2 separate regions of the Homo sapiens genome follow, and region 1 is linked to region 2. A link is a loop called in an ENCODE intact Hi-C map of the cell type or tissue named here. Cell type or tissue: CD14-positive monocyte. All regions are shown on one strand. Region 1 overlaps SND1 (staphylococcal nuclease and tudor domain containing 1). Region 2 overlaps SND1 (staphylococcal nuclease and tudor domain containing 1).

Region 1 (2,500 bases), 50 kb before region 2:
CCAGCCTATAATTTTTAACATGAACTAGGATCTACTTATTAATAGTCACGTAGTGCATGTTCAATGTAGATTCACACTTCTATCCATATCTTTATAATGACACTTGATGATAATGTTTGAGGCCAACAAGATTGTTTATCATTTCAATGAGCATTAAGCATACCTTACACATTTCTAGTTTGGAGCGCTATGGCAGCAGGAGAAATTTCATTATTTTCAGTGATAAGATACAGTTTTCTGCAACTTATCACTGAAAATAATGAAAAACCAAACACTCATCTTCACATTTACATACAGTCATGCACTACATAATGATGTTTTGGTCAATGATGGAGCACATATACGCAGGTGGATCCCATAAGATTATAATGGAGCTAAAAAAATCTGCTATGGCCTAGAGACTGCGTAGTCATAGCCTGCAGCACAATGCATTACTCACAAGTTTGTGGTGATGCTGGTAAAAATAAACCTACCGCACTGTGAATCCTATAAATGTATAGCACATACAATTATGTACAGGCAGTAATGGTAATGGATAACAATAATAAATGACTATGTTAATGGTGCATGTATTTACTATCATACTTATTATTGTTATTTTAGAGTGCATGCCTTCCACTTAAAGAAATTAACTGTAAAACAGCCTCAGGTAGATCCTTCAGGGGGTATCCAGAAGAAGGTATTGTTATCATAGGAGATGACAGCTCCATTTACATTATTGCCCCCTGAAAACCTTCCAGTGGGACAAGATATAGAGGTGGAAGACAGTGATAAGGATTATCCTGACTGTGTAGGTCTAGGCTAATGTGTATGTTTGTGTCTTACTTTTCAACAAACGAGTTTTAAAAAGTAAAATAAATAAATAAATTTTAAAAATAGAAAAAAGTTTACAGAATAATGATATAAAAAATATTTTTGTAGCTGTGCAATGTTTGTTTTAAGCTAAGTGTTATTACAAAGGAGTCAAAGTTTCTTTTAAAAAAATTAAGCATTATAAAAGTTACAGTAATCTAAGGTTAATTTATTATTGAAAATGAAAACTTTTTGAAATCAATTTAATGTAGCCTAAGCGTACAGTTTATAAAGTCTACAGTAGCGTACAGTAACATCCTAGGCTTTCACATTCACTTCCTATTTCATCAATGATTCACCCAAAGCAACTTCCGGTCCTGCCAGCTCCATTCACGGTAAGTACCTTTTATACTCTAATTTTACTGTACCTTTTCTATGTTTAGATGTTTACATACACAAATACTTACCATTGTGTTATATAACTGCCTATAGTATTCAGTACAGCAACATGATGTACAGTTTTTAGTATAGGAACAACAGGCTATACCATACAGCCTCTGTGTGTAGTAGGCTATACTATCAGGGTTCCTGTGAGTACACTGCATGATGTTCCAACGATGACCAAATTGCCTAAGGACACATTTCTCAGAAGGTATCCCAATTGTTAAGTAATGCATGGCTGTAGCTTGTTAAGTAGTATAGGGGCCTATTATCAAGCTTATACTCGAAAAAGACAAGTAGCAGCAATATGTCAATAAAACCACTATGAGCTGTTTCTTGAGTGGTCAGAATGAGCTTGACAATATACTAAGGACCATAGGAGATTACTGCACAGTAAGTATTAAAAAGGCAGATGGAGTTGGTGACTACTACAGTCCTCTCACCAAAAAATTATTACTGAAAGAATCTTGACTGTAATTTCTTCTTCATTTTATAGGTGGCTAAACTGAGACCCAGAGATAGTAAGTAGTATTTAGTGATGGACCTGGGCTAGAACTCAGGTCTCAAGTCATAAAACAGGCATCCTTCCACCATGACAGCCTGTCTCCTACATTCACACACAGATTAGAAGTCAACCAGAACAAACTATATAAGGAGTGACTTACATGGATCTCAAGGGCATTATGCTAAATTTAAAAAGCCCATCTCACAGAATCACATATTATGATTCCATTTATGTAATGTTCATGAAATGACAAAACTATGGAGATGGAAAACAGTTGTCAGAGGGATGATGGGAAGGGAAAGGGGTAGAAGGGGTGGCACTAGGGAGACCTTTGTGATGACTGAATAATTTTCTACCTTCATTGTGATGTATGTGAATCGACAGTTGATAAAATGGCATAGAACTATACAAAGACACTGTATCAATGTAAACTTCCTGGTTTTGATATTGTACTATAATTATATGAGATCTAACCACTGGTGGAAACTGGGTGAAAGGTACATGGGATGGCCCTCTCTCTACTACCCTTGCCACTTCAGTGAATCTACAATTATTTTTAAAAAAAAGTCAATGGGATTTTAACTTACTGAAAGGAGACAAGAAAAGCATTAATGACTCTAAACTCCATTCTCACCTAGAATAATCAGAATAGTTCTCAACCAGAATAAATCTCTGAAGGTCAAAGTAGACAAAACTTGTCACCATCCCTCTACTCCAAACTCTGTAGTGGCTCCTGTCTCACTCAAAGCAAAGGCCATGTAC
Region 2 (2,500 bases):
ACAGTTGGAGAGCAGAGATGATGACATGGAGTCCAGGAAAAAACAATCCAATCCAAAGGTGAATTACAGAAAGCTGGGTCATCCAAGGAAAACAACATACTCTGAAGCAGGTCAGTGTTATCCAAACAGGTATTTTTTTGCTAACTGAAACAATGGCCAAGCACCCCGCATGCTACTTGTGCCTGGGGCAGCATCAGGCTACTGCATCATTAGAGCACCCAGCAAGGACACACATACACTGGCCCATCAACTAGAATTCCTCAGGAAGGGAAACCTGGACTAAGAGGAATGACTGGCACAACATTTTCCTTGTCCATGTTTTCTCTTTTCCAAAAACAATGGAAAATGACAGTTAAAGAAGGCAGAGAGTTCTAAATGTACTACACAATATCATCTCGCTGAGAACATTCTGAGTGTTCATTCGGGAGGATCCAAGGCCAACAATAAACTGGAACCATCAAGCAAAAACTTAAGCAGACCTGGCTCAGAGAAAAGCTAATACTCTGTCAACTCTGGTACTCAACCAAGCTTCATGCTGCTGGAAGAAGAACAGAAACAAGAAAAAATGGCATTTAGCAAATCACTTTTTCCTTGCTAAGGTCAGAAAGGTCCCAGGGATCCACTACAACAGCCAAGTCAGACATAAAGGCAGATGGAGCATACACATTGGAAAGTGAGTGCTACTACAAGCTTAGCATTTTGACAATTTCATGTTGGAGGTCTAAGAAACTTTGAGGAGGAGGAAGGAAAATGGAAGGCAGAAGGAAAGGGGGAAAAAGGAAAGATAGAGAGGGACAAAAGAAAATGAGGTTAGAGAGAAAGAAAGGAAGGGGAAGTTTGTGTCTGTGACGTAAAAAAGACTATCAATTCTACTTTCAGTCTCTGAATGTTGAGACATCATAAATCTATCTAGACTTAGTGATCTTATTACCATTTGCCCCTTGGAAAGCTGTGATTAACTACACCAAAGCAGAAATACCGAAGAACAGCAACATGACTCATCTTTGTCTTTGATCTTCAAAAACTCTCCCATGCTGTGGAGTTCAAACTACATGCTGCTTTGCTTCCAAACTGCCGACAGCAAGCAAACTCCACCACTAGCAATAGGAGAAACTAGGGAAAAATGTGAAAAAGCACCTGGCTAATGTCAAGAAGTCAATCATTCTGATGGCACTGGATTCCTAAAGCCATTATTTCAAAATGTAGTGAACTGACAAATGACAGAAGGAAACCACCACCAGCCCTCAAATGAGAGAAAACCATTGGGAACCACACATCTTAGAAAAAGAGGAAACAATTCCTTTCCCCAGTAACTAACTGAATTGTAACCCCAGCCTAACCACTTAAACATTTCAGATAAAAAGATCTGCTTTGACCCTAACCTGGTAACATAAGCAGAGGTGGAGAAAGAATGAATTCAATCTCCTAGCTTGTAGGGGTTGGGAGAAGGCGGGCATAATGGGTGATTAAGATAATTAAAGTCACTGCACAGAAACAGTAGAGATTTACATTATAGCATTCTCAGCAAACAGGCCTTTAACAATCAGTGTTCACAGTAAGTTCAAAGAATCACCCAGTGGCCACAGGACTCAGGGGTTTGTGTGTGACACATAGCCATCACATCAGTATTCATCAAATTCACTGATATTTAAAATAAAACAATCTTTGATGACAAAAAGATTAAACTTTTGGAACCCTAAAAGTAGTCCAATCAATGCAAAACCGGGCAACAAATCTTCAAACGGGTTTATGAAATGATCTTCAGAGGTGGCCTGCTGGTTCCTTCTGTTTTTAGAGAGGGGTTAACTAAGGGCCAAAATAGAAAGCGGGTGAGGTGAACAAAGACTAGATGCACTTCAGGCCAGGACTCCAGACTCCTGAATTTTTCTACCTCCAGCCCATCCTACAAGGTGGGGCCACCTGCCTCTTTATGGTGGCCCTCCTCAGAGTCAATACTAGGAAAACTACATTTTTAAAAGTAAATGTTGTTAAGTCAGAATCTGATTAGAAATACCAGGAAGACAAATTGAGTCTTTCTGGATACCTTAGTAAGATCATCTTTTTAGAGGGTAGAAAAAAGTATCCTTTGGATATTCCAAATTAAGAAAATGAGGAACAATGAAAGAAATGAATTCATCCCAAGTGTAAGAATGTGATGATACACAATCTTCAACTGCATATCTTCCTGACTCTGAGGTCACTGAAATGTCTCATCTCTTCATTTTTATGTAGCCTGACAAATTTTGGACAAGGCTGCAGGTCTGCATTTGAAGTACTAACTTCTATAGTTCCACCCTGAAGAAATAAAACAGTTCCTTCCATTTTGCCCTGCTCAAATTTACTCCTAATGTGACTGTTTGCTTACATTCTCTCCCTATACTATTACAAACACAAGGAATTAGAGGTGTCAAACATGATGTCCATTTTATAAATGAAGAAATGGAGGTGTCATAAATGCAGAGACCATCAAATTATGATTTTCTCACTCAAATGTTGAGAG

What was found. Peaks named below come from ENCODE experiments on the same cell type or tissue, not always from the same donor. Only the 100,000 strongest peaks of a DNase experiment are listed, where the experiment ranks them.
Region 1: a loop joins it to region 2, with 1.8 times the contacts of the local background. A loop is called at or near these places in 2 of 110 quality-filtered maps.

The regions. Positions count from the first base shown.
Region 1 is chr7:127,869,355-127,871,854 of GRCh38, reverse strand. The region is part of intron 12 of SND1 (staphylococcal nuclease and tudor domain containing 1); the gene reads right to left. Among named protein-coding and RNA genes, the nearest start is that of SND1-IT1, 130 kb to the left of the region's middle. RefSeq lists a silencer at 1,091-1,210. In CD14-positive monocyte, no CTCF peak of the experiment used is centred here; a DNase peak (open chromatin) is centred at 1,154; H3K27ac peaks cover 2,258 bases.
Region 2 is chr7:127,818,971-127,821,470 of GRCh38, reverse strand. The region is part of intron 11 of SND1 (staphylococcal nuclease and tudor domain containing 1); the gene reads right to left. Among named protein-coding and RNA genes, the nearest start is that of SND1, 170 kb to the right of the region's middle. In CD14-positive monocyte, no CTCF peak of the experiment used is centred here; a DNase peak (open chromatin) is centred at 950; H3K4me3 peaks cover 859 bases; H3K27ac peaks cover 2,474 bases.